4 separate regions of the Mus musculus genome follow, and all the other regions are linked to region 1. A link is a loop called in an ENCODE intact Hi-C map of the cell type or tissue named here. Cell type or tissue: heart. All regions are shown on one strand. Region 1 holds the start of Dock5 (dedicator of cytokinesis 5). Region 2 overlaps Dock5 (dedicator of cytokinesis 5). Region 3 overlaps Dock5 (dedicator of cytokinesis 5). Region 4 holds the start of Cdca2 (cell division cycle associated 2).

What was found. Peaks named below come from ENCODE experiments on the same cell type or tissue, not always from the same donor. Only the 100,000 strongest peaks of a DNase experiment are listed, where the experiment ranks them.
Region 2: a loop joins it to region 1, with 2.6 times the contacts of the local background. A loop is called at or near these places in 26 of 42 quality-filtered maps.
Region 3: a loop joins it to region 1, with 6 times the contacts of the local background. A loop is called at or near these places in 20 of 42 quality-filtered maps.
Region 4: it touches region 1 in a loop (3-fold over the local background); 16 of 42 quality-filtered maps call a loop at or near these places.

Annotation. Positions count from the first base shown.
Region 1 is chr14:67,932,067-67,937,066 of GRCm38, forward strand. Dock5 (dedicator of cytokinesis 5) reads right to left here and starts at 1,506. Exons shown (of 52, transcript NM_177780.3): 1 at 1,226-1,506. The coding sequence starts at 1,268. In heart, CTCF peaks have their summits at 2,188 (motif pointing left) and 3,668 (motif pointing right); DNase peaks (open chromatin) are centred at 795, 1,235, 1,525 and 2,075; H3K4me3 peaks cover 2,073 bases; H3K27ac peaks cover 1,789 bases.
Region 2 is chr14:67,787,496-67,792,495 of GRCm38, forward strand. Dock5 (dedicator of cytokinesis 5) reads right to left here. Exons shown (of 52, transcript NM_177780.3): 30 at 4,726-4,804; 31 at 2,725-2,825. Among named protein-coding and RNA genes, the nearest start is that of Gm52126, 39 kb to the left of the region's middle. In heart, a CTCF peak has its summit at 2,291 (motif pointing right); no DNase peak of the experiment used is centred here.
Region 3 is chr14:67,804,546-67,809,545 of GRCm38, forward strand. Dock5 (dedicator of cytokinesis 5) reads right to left here. Exons shown (of 52, transcript NM_177780.3): 22 at 4,460-4,594; 23 at 2,717-2,828; 24 at 1,878-1,948; 25 at 1,185-1,291. Among named protein-coding and RNA genes, the nearest start is that of Mir6539, 53 kb to the right of the region's middle. In heart, a CTCF peak has its summit at 2,894 (motif pointing right); no DNase peak of the experiment used is centred here.
Region 4 is chr14:67,712,982-67,717,981 of GRCm38, forward strand. It overlaps Cdca2 (cell division cycle associated 2), which reads right to left and starts at 2,629. Exons shown (of 15, transcript NM_001110162.1): 1 at 2,243-2,629; 2 at 1,961-2,024; 3 at 1,702-1,875; 4 at 107-261. The coding sequence starts at 2,024. Kctd9 (potassium channel tetramerisation domain containing 9) reads left to right here and starts at 3,117. Exons shown (of 12, transcript NM_001111028.1): 1 at 3,117-3,403. The coding sequence starts at 3,356. In heart, a CTCF peak has its summit at 2,362; a DNase peak (open chromatin) is centred at 2,930; H3K4me3 peaks cover 4,982 bases; H3K27ac peaks cover 4,285 bases.

The DNA.
Region 1 (5,000 bases):
ACTTACTAGCAGGTATCTAGTCAAGTTACTTATCAAGGCTAAGTCAAGACCTACTGATCTGGGACTGAAGAAATGTCACCTTTCCATGTAACCCACAGCCATGTGGAGGAGCAAAAATTCTAAAAGTAAAGACAAATTAAAAAAAAAAAGGTTGAGAATTATGCATATATATATGTGTGTGTGTGTGTGTGTATATATACATATTTGCAAATGTACATATGCAGGCTTTCAATCTGCATCACATTATAATATACTAAAGACTGAAGGCGGTGTCTGAGTCCCGGTTACATAGGCACATAGGACTTCATGTCTGTCACGGCAGACTGATAATTTCAGGCAGTGTTCCTGTGGGTCCAGGACTTGAAGGAAAAGAGGTGCGCTGACAGGAGTGAAGTAAGGGGTTGCATTTCAAACGCGCCAAGTGAGTGGACCTGAGAGAAAGTGATAAAATTCCCACACAACACACTTGTTTATTCCAGAGGCTCCATTTAAAGTCTAATTCTCCTGGCAATCGTCCGGCTAAAGGTGAGTGCTTCCTCCCTGACCTGGCTCAATGAAAAGTGAAAGTGGAAAGTTTTTCCACCTGGGTCCAACCCCTCAACGCCAAGGTTTCAGATCCAAACCTAGAGGCCAGAGTTCAGCAATGACGGAGCGCTAGGGTACTGCGAACACAAACGCCACCCGCTTGCGCGGAACCTACCCTCTTCCTGCCCCTGGGGGGAAGCTGTGTCACACCTCTCCAACCACGCCAGTAGGTCAGATGGGTGTCCTCACAAACAGCCCCAGGACCCCCTTGCCCTCCTTCCCACGCCTCACACTTCCTGCCTCTTCCATCACCTCTACTGGCAACTTCGGCTTCCCATTTTGTCTTTGACTGCGATCCGGACTGCAGTCCCAGGGAGGGAGGGAGAGAGGGAAAGGGACTCTGGAGCTTCCAAGTGGGATCTGGGGAAGGGCACTCGCAAAGCGCACCGTCCCACGTGCGGCCCTCGCTGGCCACCAACGGCAGTGGGGACCTGGCGCGTTCCCACAGTGTGCGCCACTAGAGTTGGGGTTCGGATAGGGGAGGATCAGAGTCCCCAAGCCTAAAAGCACTTTTACACCAGAGCGGGCTAGACTCCCGGGGTGCAGCAGCGGGACCGAGTGGCCGAGTGTGCGCGAGCTCCGCGGGGCCAAAGTGGACTCCCGGGCGCTCGGGCGAGGGTGGGGCGGGGCAAGCACTCACCAACCCCATACTTCTGCCTCTTGGTAGGGATCCAACGGGCCATGGCGACGACCTCGCCCCGCGGCGCTAGCGGCTACAGACACTCGTGCTCGGAGCGCTGCTGCGCCGGCCGGACTCCTCCGCCATGTTCCGGCAAAACTTGGACGACTTTGGCGCGCCGGCCGCGTCTACGCCGTCCCGCCTCGCTCGCGCCCGGGGCCCCGCACGCACGCCCGCTCGCCCGCGGTCACCTGCTGGGACCGGCGGCCGTGCAGCCCCGCGCGCCCTCCCCGGCGCCGCCCGGGCTCCTCCCGCTGGCCGCGCCCTCTGCGCCCCGGGGCCGCCCGCCTCCCCCGCCGGCTCCGCCTCGCCCGGCTGGAGCCGCAGCCCGGAGCCGCCCGCCCGGTCCTCCCAGCGTCGGCTCTGCGATTGCCCAGCGCTCCCGGGCTGCTGCGCCGCCGAGCGCGGAGGAGGAGCTGGTGAGAGTCACCGGTCGCCTCCGGACGCTCAGTAAATATTTGTTGAATGAATGAGCCGTGAGCTCCCGCCTTCGCCTCCGGGAGCGTCTGCTGCAGCCCCGAGAGAGCCGGAAGCCGAGCTTCAAGGTCCGCAGAGAACTGGTGCAAGGGACACGGGCGCTTCAGAAGTAGACGTATCCAATCTAGAAGACCCTCCGTTAGGACACTGTTGACAAAGCGCTAATCCGGAAACCCCAAACTCAGGGATTTATTTCTCCTCAGTTGCAGCAACACAAACTTTCACACTAAGGGAAGAAGTTCGCTCCAAAAGGTTCCCCTTTCCAACTGACCCCCTGCCCAGAAGGCATCCTTGTGGGGAGGACCCCAGAACATCTACCACCACCACCACCACCCCACCCCCCAACTCCCACCACTGTCCTTTTTCAGCCTGGGACTGAGGACTCCAAAAGGCAGTTGTGCGTTAAACTACACAGGGGTGCGCTTGGCGCCCTCTGCCGGCGGGGAGACGCGCTTCCATCTTGGAGAGACCTCCAGAATGAAAAAGCTACTTAGTAGTAAGGACACCTCACACTTAGAAGTAAAATTTCAGACTAACCAGCCAACCAGTTAGCTTCGCCATCTGAAAAATACCTCTTGCGGGAAATTGTGTTGTTCTTGGAGTCTGTGGAGGCTTTCTTGCCGGTTTGGAACCTGACAAGAACAGAACATGTAATTAAAACACACAGTAATAGACAGTAATGCTTGATTAGAGATGAGTGAACTCTGATGACTTTTTGCAAACCATGCCTGAATATATATATATATATATTAGTCTTGGTTTTCCTCCTGAGAAAGTAAGTTCTGAACTTAAAGTCCTGGTTGAAAGAAACAATAGGTACTTATGACCGTGCTTCAGCCATCTTTCTTAAAGTGGTTCAGTCGCATCTCTTTTTTTTTAATGCCAGTTTTTATTCTTGATAGTTGAGATCTTAAAGTTGAGTATGATTACATAATGTGTCATTTATCTCCTTTGTGATTTAAAGTTACATGTTCATTGTATACTTAATACTGAATATTTAGAAAAATAAAATCACCAAAAATTCTAAGCAATAGGGAAGCAATCAACCAAACTACAAACTGAGCTACTGTACTAAGCAGTTCTCAAAAGAAGAAATTAAAAATGGCTAAGGAAACACTCTAAAAAAAGAAAGAAAAAAGTTCCAATAGGAATCTATTTATAATACACAGCAAGACATATTTCCATCAGTGTAGACCTGACATCCACAAAGATTTCCACCATCTCCCCAAAAATAACTTCTTCTAGGTCAATGATGTTGTGATCGACTTAACCACCCAAGCTAGATAATTTCTCTTCCTTCCGCCCTAAGTGACCTACTATGTGTTGGGCACTGTTCCTGGAATGGAGGTTCAGTAGTGAGGTAAATGAGACCCCTACCTTCACACAGCTGTTGGAAGAAGTTAAGACTTGAAATTAATGCATGCCAAAGGAGGCTAGGCCTGCAAAGAGAAACCCTAGCCAGGAACATGGGGAGTGTGGGTGCCAGAGATTTACACAGAAACATCTGGAAAGACATCTGAGATAAGGGGAGACTGAAAGGCAGAACTACAGGAAGTGAGGATGACCCCATGATAAAAGGGGGAGTGTTCTGGACCACATGGACAGCAAACACAAAGGCCACCAAGCAGGTCTAACAGGCTCCAAACTGGCATAGAATCCTGGACAGCGAGTGATCTGAGCGAAACAGGAAACTTGGCTCAAGAGGCACCGGCGAAGGAGGGCCATGACCCGGACGAGGACTTCCTGTGTTGTTACAGATTCTAAAGGTTCTCGGGCTTGTGTCGGTGGGGATACCAGACACTGTCCAACTGTGTCTGCTGTGGTGTGAACCGACTGACTCTAAAGGGCTAACTAAGGATGCCAGTTAATGGAGAACGCCAGGGATGGTAGGCTGCTGTGAAAGGGGCTGGAGTTCTAGACATAAACTGAAGGGGGCGCCAACAGGAAGACAGTGCGAGCAGAGAGGGATTCTCTATGAAGCTTACTGGCCTCTCTGATTTACCAGTCAAAGATGCACATAGGCTCTACAAATTTTGATTTTGTAGTGTGAGGGATAAAGTAAAGAATGACCCGGGGCTTGAACGACTGGTGATCACAGCTGTCATTTCTGTTTGTTGTTGATCTTCCATGATAGCATCCTTGTGCATATCCTCTGCTTTGGATCAAAGTTTACCTTTGAGTATTTCCTAGGACTTACTCCCCCCCCCCTCAGCTATTACTCCCCTTGGACCTTTAGTAGCTGTCAACCTTGGTCTGGAGCTTAGGTCTGGGCTGCCCTGGGGCAGGAGCTGCCCTGAGTTGCCTCAGTTGCCTGTGTGCAGGGAAGTGATGATCTTTGTTCTTTAAGCAGGCTTTTATCTTCCTTCCTTCCTTCCTTCCTTCCTTCCTTCCTTCCTTCCTTCCTCCCTCCCTCCCTCCCTCTCTCCCTCCCTCTCTCCCTCCCTCCTTTCTTTCTCCCTTCCTTCCTTCCTTCCTTCCTTCCTTCCTTCCTTCCTTCCTTCCTTCTTCCCTTCCTTCCTTCCTTCCTCCCTCCCTCCCTCTCTCTTTCCCCCTCCCTTCCTCTCTCTCTCTCTCTCTCTCTCTCTCTCTCTCTCTCTCTCTCTCTTTTCACTTAATGAACACTAGGAGCGTTAATCCTTTTACTCAGTGGAACTTAGTTTCAACCAGAACCATTTCAATTGATTGACACTTTGATCTTTCCAAAACTTCAGGTTCGAATTTGGACTCTGGAGATTTCAGGCTTTGCAATCGTTGATTGCTTTTATGAAAAGAGTTGCAGGGAATGGAAGAAACTTCCAGTGTGTTTATTCTTTTCCCTCTGCAGACTGAAGTCCACCCACTTTGTGATATCAGATGGTTCCATTCCCAGTCCATTTAAATCATAAAAGCACAGCTATTCAAAGTCTTGTTATTAAAATGAGGTTTAAAATTAGACAGCTGACCAGATGGGTGGGTGGAATAACAGCACGTTTCCCAGAATTATTTTTTTCCTTTTCCTCTGGTGTCTTTTCAGAAAAACATAAGAGAGAGAGAGAGAGAGAGAGAGAGAGAGAGAGAGAGAGAGAGAGAAATTAATTCCACAATTGCAGCTATCTAGAGTCTAAAGCCCATAAAGATACCAGCAACTCTTGCACACAAGAATATTCACATCTGTGCTTGTGGGAGCTCCAGAGAAAGAAACAAAGAGAAATGAATTTCCAGGGTAGGCTAATTGACTTGAATTCTATAGTTATCCCTGACAGTACCTAATATAGGATAC
Region 2 (5,000 bases), 140 kb before region 1:
GCACATGAAGATGGAAGGGGAGTGTATTACAGAGTTCTTAGGAATTGGTAGGGAGAGAGTGGGGTAGATGTGATCAAAACACATCGTATGTATTATGAAATTCTCCAACTATAAGTTGAGAAAGAAGAAAATGCCTAATACAACAGAAATCTTTTGCAAATATAGGTTATATCAGATTCACTGGAACTAATGGCAAGGAAAATGTCTGTACACATTGTGTTTGATGCCACTTCCTGCCATGTATTTTGGCCTGTCCGAGTGATGGATGCAGAGTTTGCTGGGGTGGGAGGGGAAGTAGAAAATGAAGAGAATGATGATAGAATAGTCCCCACCCCTCTAGGTCACAGGTAAGGCCGGGGCTCTGTAAAAGATAAGGCCAGCACCCAGAGAAGTTTCAAAAGAGAACTGAGCCACATGGAGGACAGGGGGCTTTTGGAACAGGAGGAAGCAAAGACAAATGTGGAAAGAGAAATGAGAAGACGTCGTCAACTGTCCGCCTAGTGCAGAAGAGAGAAAGAGGCTCCGGTCTCCACGCAGCAGAGATAGAAAGCTGAGTGAGATATATGAGGTCTGAGACAGATGAGGCACTGTGACTGACAAGAAATCAATGGGCTGGGCTGTGTACTTATGCCTTGGCTAAGGCGAGGCCTCATCAGAGTGTCCTTTAGGGATCACATACATGTAGGCAGGTCTAGGCCGTGCACATGCTCAGCTGGGACAATATAAGCCACAGACAGTTTTTAAACAGTTTTCTGGTTGTAGCAAGCTATGCTTATAGTCCCAGTACTGGAGAGACTGAGGCAGGTGGATGGGGAGTTTGAGGCTAGCCTGGGCTATACAGCAAGAACCCTGTCCCGTGTAAGAGGCAGCTTACACAGGGACACAGGCCATACCTGGTCCTAAAATCTCTGCCCTACACTGTTCCCCTCATGCTAGGGATCTCCTAAATAGGTTATTTTTTCTTCAAAATTTTCATTGGGAATATCATCAGAAGCTGTACTTTTAAATCATATTTTAAAATTTCCTTACTATGCCATTTGTATAATGCTTAGCTTAATTTCATTGTTAGTATCAGGTAAGCATATGAGATAGAAATTTGATACCTATGTCAACAATGAGTCTATTTATTAGCCTATGGTAGGTTGATTTCTACTGAAAATGCGTAAGGAAAACCTCATGCATTCTCGTTTGCGCCTCTGTAACGGCATAGAACTTGCTGTCTCCAAGGCTTGGCTTCAATCCCTGATCCTCTCATGTATGCTGGGGTTGTAGGCTTGTCCCACCATGCCCAGCTCCCCGCCATCCCTTGGCTCTCTCTGTCTTTATCTCTTTCTCTAGTCTTTCTCCCTTCTCGACCCAGCTCTCCCTCTGTGACTTGTAACCAGTTAGCCTCCCTTGTAGCTGCTTAACCTAAATCAAGTACCTCCTTCAAAGAGGTTCTATGGCTACTTACGATGTTTTAAAGGATGAGATCAAAGGATCCTCCTTTAAAATAAGCACCTCTAGTTACTTACCCACTAGGGAAATTTACAAAGCAGGCCATGCATTGTATCTTCTAAAACAGCCTCTAAATCTTAATCGTAACTCTTAGCCACTCTTAGTCTTGGTTTTTGTTTATCTGTTTGTTTGTTTTTAGGGTGGAACCATAGGCTGAGGAATGTTAACTAATTTGCCTGTTTCAAGAGAGTAGAAACAACTAAAATTTCAAAGTCTTCAATAAATTCCAACCGCTTTCCAGTGACAGCCTCGGAGCTCCCAGGCTCTCAATGAACTCTGAACCAGACCTGAGAGGATGCACTGAAACCTGGAACCAAACTTGTCATTCCCGTATAGAATTCCATTTTGATCTAGGCCATGAATCTTGAGGATGTAGACCCATAGGAGGAACAACAATATGAACCAACCAGTACCGCCAAAGCTCCCAGGGATGAAACACCAACCAAAGAAAACACATGGAGGGACCCATGGCTCCAGCTGCATATGTAACAGAGGATGGCCTAGTCGGTCATCAATGGGAGGAGAGGCCCTTGGTCCTGTGAAGGCTCGATGTCCCAGTGTAGTAGAATGCCAGGGCCAGGAAGTGGGAGTGGGTGGGAGCAGGAGGAAGAGGGAGGGGATAGGGAGTTTTCAGAGGGGAAACCAGGAAAAGGGATAACATTTGAAATGTAAATAAAGAAAATATCTAATAAAAAGAAAAAGAAAAATATAGTTTTAGGTTATATTGGAGTTTTCTCATTTCTTTGCAAAAAGTTAAGGCACTATGCCTGCAATTTCAGTGGACTGACAGCAGGTGGCAGGAGATCCCAGGCCAGGGCCCAGACCCCACGAAGAGCACAGTGTGGCTAAGGAGGGAGTGGAGGTATCTTAAGAAAAATAATACGAAATGGGAGGAACTTTAGGTCTATTGACAGATTACACATAAAACCCACACTACCTTCAACATGAACAAAGGTCCTGTAATTTCTAAAGGCAGGGCTTTGTTTTGTTTTGTTTTAACTTTATATATGAGAGTGTCCAGAAGAGGGCATCGGATCCCATTACAGGTGGTTGTGAGCCACCATGTGGTTGCTGGGAATTGAACTAAGGACCCCTGGAAGAGCAGTCAGTGTTCTTAACCACTGATCTACCTCTCTAAGTCCCTGTAATTTCTATGACATTATATTGCTGACCATAAACAGACAGCTTACCTTCCTAATGGTCATGGAATCTTTAAAGGATACTTACTTTTTCACAATTTTGTTGCGCTTGGCTTCTGAGAAGGTTTCAAGCTGGAGGGACTCGTGGGTGAGAAAAGCTACAGCCAAATGGAAGTAATTGTTCCAGAGCTTCGAAGGAGGCATGGAATGGGCAAGGCAAAATAGAAAGTAACACCAGTGAGGATCCAGATAAAACACCCGCGTGCGGAAGCATTGCGCTATAAAAAACTCAAATAAAACCAACAGGACTTCTTGTCCCGTCTGGGGTTTCAATTATTCACTGCTGGAAGTTTTGAGACTTAATATTAACCTTTAGGAAAACAACCCAAACTTTACATTTTTCTTTACCCTGGGGACACAGGAGAAGTACTGCCAAGAAATGTACCTATTTATAGCAGGTGGCCTGGCACTGTGTATCAAGAGCCCTCCACTTCTTCCAAACTTTTGTATTAGTAAATACTTTCTTGATTTTTTTCCCCTCTGTGGCTAATTAAAAACATTTCAACCAAAGAAGGCCCTCACAGCTATTTAATGTAACAACAAATAGAAAGGATCCAAATGTTCTTAACAAGAATTTACTCACTACATCAGAGGTCAGGAGCATAATGAATCATATCCAGCCATTAAAAGTGTTATGAAAATGTTTACCATCATTGGAAAAGAAGTCGGAGGTGTGGAAAAAGTAAAGAAAGTGGTTCAATGGACCATCAAAGAGTTACAGCGCTCTTTTCTATTTTGGTTTGTACATGATGTATTATATACATGCATATACATATAATTATCAATTCATGTATATGTATATGCTTAAATATCCTCCTCTAGTTATATAACTCTCTAATGGAAACGTTTGAGATAAGAACAAAAAGCACACAACAAGAAAATGTTTCTTGAACTTCAAGCCCCCATAGAGCTGGGACCTAGTGGACCGTCACCAGGCCCTGCTGGCTGCACACATAAAGGTCCCTCCATTTGTCACATGAAGGAATAAATGAAGATGAAGGTACCAGATACCTGGGTTTGTTTTATTTTTGCAGACAGGGTCTCATTATAGCGCTGGCTGACCTAGAACTCACTATGTTAGATCATGCTGGTCTGACGGTCATGAAGACCCACCTACCTCTGCTTCCTCAGAGCTGAGTTAAAAGGTGTACGTGCCACCACGCCCAGCCATTACCTCTCTTAAACGTATTTACAAGATAGTCATGGTGTGAGTATGAAACCGCGTGTGTGTGCATTCGTGTCTGTGTGGATAGCATCAAGTTGAGGATGAGAGGAGCCTCCTTGGCCCTAGTTTTGCTTCCTGAAACTTCAGGACCTGTGGTCCACTGTGGTCTGAAATCATGAGCACGTCACTTGACTCTAGTTCATACTAATTTCCATTATTCTGCTGTGACTATTCTATCTTAATGTTTATTATGAGTGTTGTGGCCAAGTGCACACACTGAACATCACCATGGGTCTGTGTGCCTAGGAACACAGGAACGAGAGGGCTTAGCACTGAAGATTCAGGCTTTCTCTGGTGTCCCTGGACCGAATATGGGAGGATCCCAGAGACCACTGTATTTGTATTTGCATTTTGCTGTTCTTGCTATGACAGTATTGCTCATGGTTTCCTTTACATGTGTTGCCTTTGTGCAATGAAAACCAAACCATTTTATTGTGTTTGGAGAACTCCATTTAGAAATGTGTGCTTTAGGAAATCGGCAGGCCCCTGAAGTCCTCCTCCTCCTCCATCTTCTTTTTTTTAAAGATTTTATTTATTTATTTTATGTGAGTACATTGTAGCTGTCTTCAGACACACCAGAAGAGGGCATCAGACCCCATTACAGATGGTTGTGAGCTATCATGTGGTTGCTGAGAACTGAACTCAGGACCTCTGGAAGAGCAGCCACTGCTCTTCACCATTGAGCCTTCTCTCCAGCCTCTGAAACCCTTCCGTGTTTGACAATGATAGGATCTGAAATGGCCCTTTCTCAGCTGATGCAGCGACTTGCTATAACAGAAGGCCTTCACATGGGTGGATGCTTACCTGAAGTTCAAAGCTTGCCTGGTCCATGAAGCTCTTGGTGAGAACCTCAGCAAACTGATTGATGGCACGGAGGAAAACTCTGGGGAGGAAATGGCAGATGAGGAAGGCAATCCCCAGCCTCTAGAGATATTTCCCTACGTACTCTGGACATGAAGCCAAGTGGTCCTAGCTTGGTTGGGAAAGTCAATATAAACTAACGCTGTCCTTAGAGGCCACAGAGCACAAAAGGGGACATAGAGATACACTTTCTCTCAAGGTCTGGAAGAGCTTGGAGG
Region 3 (5,000 bases), 130 kb before region 1:
CGGGTGGCTCAGATCTACGAGCCACTTCAGCTCTAAATCAGACACCTCTTCTGGCCTCTTTGAGCACTTGTATGTACACACACACACACACACACACACACACACACACAGGGAGAGAGGGGATATGGGGAGGATAAAAAAAGAAAACTTAAATGGACTTCAGTCTCTTAAACTTCTTTTCCAGAAGGTCCTAAAAATCATCAAACTAGCTGGGTGTTGGTGGCACACACCTTTGATCCCAGCACTCGGGAGTCAGAGGCAGGAGGGAATCTTTGAGTTTGAGGCTAGCCTGGTCTACAGAGCGAGTACCAGGATAGCCAGGGCTATGTAGAAATAAAACCAAAACCAAAACCAAAAAACAACCCTGTCTCAAAAAACCAAACCAAGAAACCAAATAAATAAGTAAAAATGAAGAATAAACAAAGAGTCAGCCAACAGTAAAGGGTATTGCTGGTACAAAATTCAAATCAAATAAAGCAAGAAACAAAACCCAGGCAGGGAAGGAAGCAACGACTGTCTGGACATGGCCAGGTTGGGGGCAGGGCAGAGGCTGCGGGATCTCTTTCCTGTGCTTAACAGTTCATTTGTAAAATTTCATTATTAACTCTTCTTGATAATGCCCTTCCCCACTTTTGGTGGAGGCAGAAAGGTCAAGAATTTAAGGTCATCTTCAGATATTTAGCAAATCTGAGGCAAGTCTGAGCAATGTAAGTCCCTATCTTAAATATCACATACATGGAAAGAATGGGAGTGGTATTTAATATATTAGGATGTGTGTAGCTTATAGGCCAATAATATTTTGTATAAATGACATCAGCACCAACAAATTTTGGTATTCACAGAATGATCTAGAATCAGTCCTTCATAAATACCAAGAAAACAACCATAGTTTTCTTTTTGGTGATGTCTGTCTCACTTCAGAATTGGATTACTGACTTCATAAAACAATAAATATCACATAGACATGCTACGAATGCACTGCCATGTTCAATTTAAACTACTTGTTATGATCAACTAATCTACTCTCAGCCAGACAGAGTGACTGGAGAACAGAGAACTGAAGTACCAGCCTCAGGAATGCTTGCTGTAACACCGTGGCGAGCCACTGTGGCACACGTGTACTGCAGTGGAAGTCGGCTGACTCCTTCCCCAAACGCTGCAGCTTCTGAGGGAGACTCGCTCACCTGCCTGCTGGAAAAGGCTGCTCTCCACTATCTTGGTCATGCAGTTAAGTTTCTGCCGCACCAACTGGTTGTCAGGGATGCTTTGAATGAACTTGCAGAAGAGCACGCTGGAAGAGAAGTGTGGCTGGGTCAGTGTGTTCACACTTGGCTGTCTGAAGGCATCCTTACACACTTCTATGCAGGCATCCTTACATACTTCTAGGAAGGCACCTTTACACACTTCTATGCAGGCATCTGTACACACTTCTCCACTAGAGCTGAGCAGGAGGAGTGGACCCAAAAAGCCCCCGGATGACCTAAGACTTGATTTGAGAGTGTCCCTGGTGCTATGAACCCCTCGAGGGTTCTGCCTTAGAATTTAGCACACTCAAACTTGACATCACTTTCCAGACCTGCCTGCTGCTTCAGCTTCTGCAAAATGTCTTTTCTAGCAGTTTCCTCTCCATGGGCCACCATACTCTGCATCCCTAGGCTACTTTCTTTTGCATAGCTCCTTACCCCACAGAGAATACCAGTCTCTCCCAGGGGCCAGCTTTGTGTGTTCTTTAATCTCTTCCGCGGAATTGAGTACACACACATAAGTGTTCACTCCCTTAACGCTTCTTAGAACAAAAGCAAATGCAGGGTACAGGTCCGACCAGCACTGGGCTGCTTCTGCTAAATTCGAGACACAAATTGTGTTCTGCTTCTCACCTGAGCTCCATGGGATCAAACACCAGTTTGACATCATTAATTATGCTGGGAAGGTACTTCAAGGCTGCCCCCTGTAAGAAGCATGAAGGCAGTCAGTGCCAAGGCAGACAAAAACCAAATATACCACTGTGTCCCAGGAGGAAAGGGCAGGACTTGGGGTTTAAATAAGGAACTGGAAGCAAATGCCCTTGCCATGAGATGATGGTATCTTAAGAGTCACCTCCCCGGCCTTCCTTCTGAAAATGGAGGTCCAAGCCTTGGTTTTCATGACCAAAAGGCTCTGTGCATATTTTGGAGGCAATTCAAGTTCCTTTCACCAAGTTACCATTAAAAGCAAGGAAGAAATAGTAACATTCAAACTGGAGCCCTCAAGAATTACGTGCCTCCCAGTCTGTAAAAACTATTGGTGGTGACTTTACACTTGAAGAAGGAGGCAGAGGAAGAACTGAGAAGAGAAACAGCCACCCTCAAAAGGAGGAGGATCAGTTTGCTAAAATCAAGAGGTCAAGCAGGATTTGTAACAGCCATTATTCACACGATGTCTGAAGGGGCAGCCTGTCTCTGGTGAGTTGATTCTTGAATATACAACTGTGTGTGGGAGTTAAAATGTGGACTTTTATTGTGTGTCCACTTTTAGCAATGCTGTGACCCCAGGACCTATGTAGGCATTCTACCACATAGCCACAGCCTCGTGCGCTTTTCTTCTACTTCTGCCCATTCTGCTAAGCTTCTCATGCTTTTCGTGAGCCTGCTTAACATTTCCCCTACCACCACCACTACCACATCACGTCTTCATGAGGGGCTTTCAAGGGGTCCCCCCACAAGGTCACCAGGCTGACCTTGATCTTGACAGCTTCTTCCAGAGGCCTGTCCATCAGCGTGTTGAAAGCAAGAAACAGCTGGCGGATTGAGTCGTTAAATTCATCTCCATCTTCACTCTGACCATAAAACCTAATGAGAAAAAGAAAATGGACAGTAGGCATGTGGTCTCAAAAGACAACACTAGAGGTCAGCGCCTTGCTGGTCACCATCTCTAACTGTACAGAGATATCTCATAGGGAACCCCACGACTGTTTTTAAGGGACCAAACATCAGCCCAAACAGATTGAAATGACATCAAGACACCGATAAATGCAAAGTAGTCATTTGTAGGTGAGGTCCTAGCACAGGGTCTACAGCTGGCTAACCAGGACTGTCATCTGGAGCTATCTGAAGAACCTAAGTCTGGAGATGCCTTTGGGCCTGGTAGTTTGTGGGTACCACCCGCAGAAGGAAAACAGCAGAAAGTCACTGTGCGGATGCAGTAGGTGGCTCCAAGCATGGCTGCCTTCCTCAGCTCATGACCAAGGACAAGGGGCATAGGCTCCCAGGGCAGACACCTTGCCCAGTCTCTTCCAGCATCCCTTCTTTCTCCTCCCTCCCCACTGTCTCAGCATCAATATGAGCTGAGGTCAAAGACACTGCGAAGAAGATCCCCAACCTAGCCTACAAATCCCAGCTTTTGCCAGCTTTCTCCACCGGAACTCCCAGGTACTCCTGGTCTGCTCTACTGCAGACACCTTGAATTGACAAGCGCTAGCTTTGAATAAAGCCTTCTAATTGTCTTCATAAGATATGTGCCATCAACTCAGAAGTCTCTGGGTAGTTTCTCTAGACACAGACATCTCAAGGAGAAGAACGTGAACTAGGTCACTGGTGGCAAGGCCACTAAGTACTCGAGAGTAGGTGTGATGGATTCAGAACATAAGAACACATGCAAGCACATACTCATATATAAGTCTAAAGATTCTCCAAAACTCCAAAACTTTTATGAATGCTGGCATGAAGCCACATGTATAAAGTTCCCCCACCTAACTATATATAAGGGGTCAGTCAAAATGTACATGCATGAAATTTTGTATAAAATTACCTTAAGCCCCAAAGCAGCTCAAGGTTCATCAAAATGGAACACACTTTAATTTTGTGCTCAGTTCTCAACTGTTCTTGCTTCAGCAAACACCATCACTGCCCACACGACACTTCAAGGCTGTCTTTGGCCCTTCCCTTTCTGTTGCTGCCCCATCAAGTCCTACAACATCCAATTAGCTCTTCCTCCAGAGTCAATACACCTCCGCAGTTGCGTCTGAGGTTCAGCCTCAGTGTCGCACCCTGAGCACCCAATTAGGTGGCGCTTACTTTCTACACAGGAAGTGAGAAGATCATTTAGGAGTCAGAGATTATCTCACTAATCAAACAGCAGTCCTGCCACCACACTTAGATTAGACCCATGCATCTGGGTTGTCCCAAGACCTGTCTTTCTAAAAGCCATCATCACCATTCAAGCCTTCTAGAGCAAGCAGCAAATAAGTCAACCATTTAAGCCCATGAGTCCTGGTGCCATTGCTGCTTTAGGATTCTCTAGATGCAGACCTCAATGGACCTTCTCCAGTGGTCTCATAATTCACCTCTACCTTCAACCCCAAAGATCCGAAGTTTGGTTATCCCATGACCAACCAATTGCTCACAAAGCTGAACACAAAAGAACATGAAGAACAAAGGGATCTGGACAAGTACTGGCAGCATCCTATCACTGGGACCATTACCTCAAGTAGAGTACCCGAGACTGGATGATGAATCGGAACAGGTACTTCAAGGCTTTCAAAGCAGCAAATAGCAATTCCGTCTTGCTAGGGTCCTCGGCATTGGCCACATAAAAGTTCAGTACCTTGGAGAGTTTCCTAAAAATGGTAAGAAGGCATTGTTGTCAACATAGAGCTTGCAGGCTTAGGGTATACACCACAGAAGGAAACAGTGGTTACCTGGGAAGCACAAGGCTCACCTTTCAAGTACACCCTCTTGAATATACCCTAAACAGGCAAACTAACTGCTGTTTTGTCTCCACATCTGTCTAGCTTTGACACTTTTCTACTTTTCTTCTTCTTCTTCTTCTTTTTTTTTTTTTTTGTTTTTTGTTTTTTTGTTTGTTTTTCGAGACAGGGTTTCTCTGTGTAGTCCTGGCTGTCCTGGAACTCACTCTGTAGACCAGACTGGCCTCAAACTCAGAAATCCGCCTGCCTCTGCCTCCCAAGTGCTGGGATTAAAGGCATGCGCCACCACGCCCGGCTCTTTTCTTCTTGAAAATAC
Region 4 (5,000 bases), 220 kb before region 1:
GGGAAAGTAGTCCCCCCCAGGGGGGGAAAGCAGAACCCTTGAGCAGAGTAAAACCATTTCCTTCACAAGACCCACGAGCGCGCACACCAGGCCAGAGGAAGCATACCTCGAAGTGGGGCTCTCGTGCCAACGGAGAGAGCACAGCCTTCTTTAGGTTTCGCTGCTGGGCAATGAATCGGATCAGGCAATTGGTTTCTGGAGAGCCCCGCACACCAACAGTGGAGCGGCGCCTGGCCTTCTGAAGGGAAGATGTTGACTTTCCTGCAAGTCAGAACGGAACATGGCAATGGTCAGAAGCTGGGGCTTGTGCTGGCGACGGGTCACCACAAGTGAGAAAACAGAGTCTGCACTTGTCACAGAGAACTAAGAACTACTGGCAGGGCAGTTCATGTAGAAACATCTGGACTGACTGCCACTTGACCCCCAATTCGTGTTTCTAGATCAGCACTTGGCACACAGAAGGCCACAAGCAGTTACTTCGTCTTCACTTGTGCCCCATATCCCCGATACAGAGAAGTCAGAGGTAACAGCTTGAAGCTAAGAATCTCTCCTTGTTTATAGGTACAACCATGCACAGTTGAAACTACAGTATGCTGTGGCTTTGCTCACTGTAGCCATCCAAGCTCTGAAACTATCACATGGGAACAGTTTAAAGCGATCTACGAACTGGAAGCATACCATTGCAAGCAGTGCACAGCCACTGTCTAACAACATCCAGCCCAGGACATGAATCGTCCTCTGAGTACAGTACTTATGCTGGGCATGCTGCACACTTAGTCACTCCCTCGAAATATTTTACTTTGGCCTCAAGAGCAGTGAGGCTAGCAATTCAGCTAAGCTTAGAAGTGCTTCCTGTAAGGGCCCATAAGGGATCTAAGTAGAGAGAGAATAGTTTGCAACGGTTAAGCTTGATTCTAAACGCATCTAGCTTGAGGGCATCTCGGAGAGGGTGTGCTTCTGAGAGCCTGTCCACAGATGAGTAGGCCACATCTCTTACTGTGGCTAATTTATAAATTCATAGTTTCAGTCCTAAAAACTCATGGTGGCCCTTGGAACAGAGTCCCGATGTGGGTTAGGGCTGGTGAGACCCAGCTATACCCTGCTCTTATTTTTTTCAAAATTCTTCTACTCTGGAATAAGCTACTTCTTCACCCTCAGCACGCCACCCTGAATTCTGCTCACACCTAAGCACACGAAAACGGACCCAGTCTTTTATGTGATAATTCTGAGCGGTAGAGAATGAGTGTCACTCTGGCTTCGCCTAGCTCACGGTGTGATTGGCTTCCAGTCTCGTTATCCTTCTTTATAATTGCTATTCTACAACCCAAAAGAACCCTAGCCCTAGATTTACTTCTCCATTGGGAATTTCATTCCTGAAGCTAAAGAAAATCATTATCTGGGTCAATTTTCTGTTTGGGATTTTTGAATGAGGCACACGGCCTTGTCACTTTTACCGGTTCTCAACTACCTTTCAATGCCCTCTGATTTTCATACACACTGTTTTCTAGGGTGCACACAAAGCACAACTGATTCAGAAACATTGCTCTATTTGCTGAGCTGTGCCGAACAAGCAAGTCTGCAGGGTCAGCATAAATACACACAGAAGGAGTGTCAGGCAGTACAGACATGTATAATTGGGGCCTACTACAGTTACTGTTAAATTTGAAAAAAAAAACTATGCAATCCAAGAACTTCTCTTACCGGAAGAGGTCTTAACAAAGCTTTCAGGTGTAATTCCCAACTGCTCTACGGTTACTGTGGTGAAGTCCAAAGGTGACTTAAAGGTATCAGGGGTGCAAAGATTAGGAGTCGCATCTGCTACATGCTTCTGAGGAGTCACAAACGGTTCAGTTCCCAATCTAAAAACGTCATTTTCTGAAAACGGACAGCACATTGGGGGTGTTAATACATCAAAACACTCAAATCTTCCATCTAACGAGGGCAACAGGTCACCACATACCAGAATTATTAAGGACACACTCCTTGGATTCAGAGAGAGGCTTGTCGTGTGAACTCGCATCCATCTAAAAGATGAGGAAGTTAGAGAAAAAAATGTGAAAAATAACCTCACTATAAGCCAAAAACAATGTGACAGAACTCTAAGGCAATCAATACCAGGGGACCACAGGCTGGGGCGTTCTGATTAAAGAAACGGCGGGAGGTACTATTGACTAAACAAAGCGGACCGAACTGATTTATCAGGGCTTTGCATCCCTGAACCCCGGCCGGATAGCAGGCCTACCTCTCCCGCCCAGGACCCTGCGCGTTCCCTCGGACGACTACGACAAGCGTCGCGGAGGCTCCGTTTCAGAGAGCACCAGAGGCCGGGGAAGGGAGCCGGGCTGGCCTCCTGCCGGCCGCTGCACACCAGACACACCACGTCCGGCCGAAGCGGTCAAGCTTCACTTGCCCGCCAGCAAATTCAAACCGCGGCCACGCCCCCGCGGAGGGATACCCACGAGCCGTGGACCACGTGTGACGTGGGTACCGCTCCCTCCGGGCCTCACCCTCGTGCTTTCGAACGGCGCAGGGAGACCTCCGTGGATCCCGGAAAAAACACGGCCAGCCCTAAATGACCCTGGCGAGACAGAGCTGCAGCAAAAAGGTGTCCTGGGGTCTACCAGTGAGTTCCGCGGAGCAACACTTCAAATGCCACCCCAAACCTTGGATTGGCTGCTGGAAACTTCGAAAATGAATCACTAGACCAATCGAGACAGAACCGCCGGATGGCTAGTTTACCCTATTAGCCAATCCCGATACCAACCGTTACCTCGGTGGGTGGGTACAGTAGAAGGGGCAAAAGCCTAGCGAGGAGCTGATTGGTCTATGGGACTTCGGCGTCCCGCCTCTTCCTTAGACCCAGTCTCTTTATGCAAATGAGCACTCCTACACTCCAACGTGCGCCTGCTCAGTAACGCTTAGAGCGGCCCTTTGCCCAGTAGGTTCTTCTCTGATTCGCTGATACTCCATTCCGTCAACCAGCCCTCAGCCTCTCTTTCCTTCCACCGCCGTCTAGTGTTACTCTGAGCCCACCCCCCAGCCGGACTCTGATTGGCTAAATACTGGCCGGTACAGCGTGTTGATTGGCGCAGCTCAGCGTCGGTCTGGGCGCGGTTGGGGGGAAGGGCCGCTAGCAGGCTGAGGAGCCTAGGGGCGGGGTGGGAAGGAGGATCGGCCAACCCCGGGGTGTGGGACTGAGGGTGCGTGCGTGAGGAGTGTGGGGCCGACCAGGAAGGTGGCGAAGGGCGGAGAGTCCGGGTGGGAGGCGGGAGGGGTCTCGCGGGCGCGGAGCGCGGCGGGTGGCGGGCCGGGAGCGAGGGTGGCGGCTCCCTCAGGACCCGGCGCGGGCGGCGCGATGCGGCGGGTCACGCTGTTCTTGAACGGCAGCCCGAGCAACGGCAAGGTAAGCGGTAGCGGGGGCGCGACCCGGGGACCCCCGCAGCCTCCGACAGCCCGGGGCTGCTCTGCCGGCGGGGCTCCGAGGCGCCACTGTCACCTGAGCAGCTGGCCGAGGTCCCCTCCCACCTTCCCGCTGCGCCTTCCTGTCCTTATCGGTGCTGAGTAATGCTCTGCCCGGGGAGGAGGCAGTGATCATGGAGGCGGGTGACCCTGGCCAGGTCGGGAGAAGAAAACTCCAGGGGACAGTCGAGTGACATCCTCAGAATGTGGACCTGGTCTGAACCACTTTCCTTCTCTCTCAAGGTGCCCCGGGCCCCTTGCCCCGCCACCGTGCAAACTTTTATACATGTTTTACTGTGCCGCCTTGTTTTTGATTCCTTAGAGGACAGTGACAGCAGACCTTCGGAATGACTTGATTTGACAGTAGCCTTAGCTGCATTTAGGCCTCTGTGGAGGGCGTGGTGCTAAATATTTTTCCGATGTTGCAGCTGCCTCTTGCCCCACCCTTGAAAGTTATTCTTTGGAAAATGTTGGCTGTTTCTGGCGGACTAGTAATGTGTGGTTAAATGACTGCCCCACACATACCTAAGCCTGATTAAAGTCTCAAAAGTAATGAACCCTTTTAAAGTTTCAGTTCAAGGTACATTGGCTCCACTCTGTAATTGACCAGAATACTCTGATTGCCCCGCGTATACATAGCAGAACTAACTATTCAAGGGCATTAAAGTGGTGCGGGGGAAGGGGGTGATGAGGGGTAGGGGAGCGATGTCCTTCAACCACTCTGCAGTTTTGAATAAACAGATTCTGGAAATCTGATCCACAGTGGGGTTTGTGCTCTGCGATTTTATTTTCTTAAAGATTGGATATTCACACAAAAATAGTAGCCACATAAGCTCAGCCAGTGCTTCAGAAATACAGGCTAAAAAGGCTGTCACTTCTGATCATCAGCTGTTCCTGGGCCACGCTGTAGTTGGCTAGTAGACTGTGTCGGTTTTTATTGAGAGATTTAGTGTGCCCAGTGTTAACAGTCGTATTGATAAGCACTTTTCACCAGTGTCGACTCTTGTGTGACTCCCTGAAGTCGAAGTGATCAGAGTTCCTCATAAGTGCTCAGCTCTGCTCTAAATCTCTTCTGAGTTCACTGTATGCTATTGTCACTGTAAAACTGAGTGGCTTGCTCTGGGTATATTATTTAAATTTTTAAAAACTTTGGTTTTGTCTGTGAGTTTCCAGGTTAATTTTATTTACTTAGTAAAAAAATGTTGAGAATCTCCGAAGATTGGGGAAAGTACTTCTCAAATGAGTATGGGCACATATGCATTACAATGATCATAGGACTGAGCCGAAGAATATTAACATTTAATATTTTTAAAAAAACTATGTCCCACCATGTCCTAAGCTAGAGAACATGTTGCAAGGCTGTTTCCTCTCCTTTCAGAAGGTGGAAATAATACTAAAATGACTTTTATTTGAAAAGATCACAATACATACCACCTGCATTTATGTATGTGGATATGTAGTGTATGCATAGTCCCTATATCTAATCAGGACTGGCATAAACATGACATGGACGCTCGTTAAAATATTCCCAAATGCAGTGC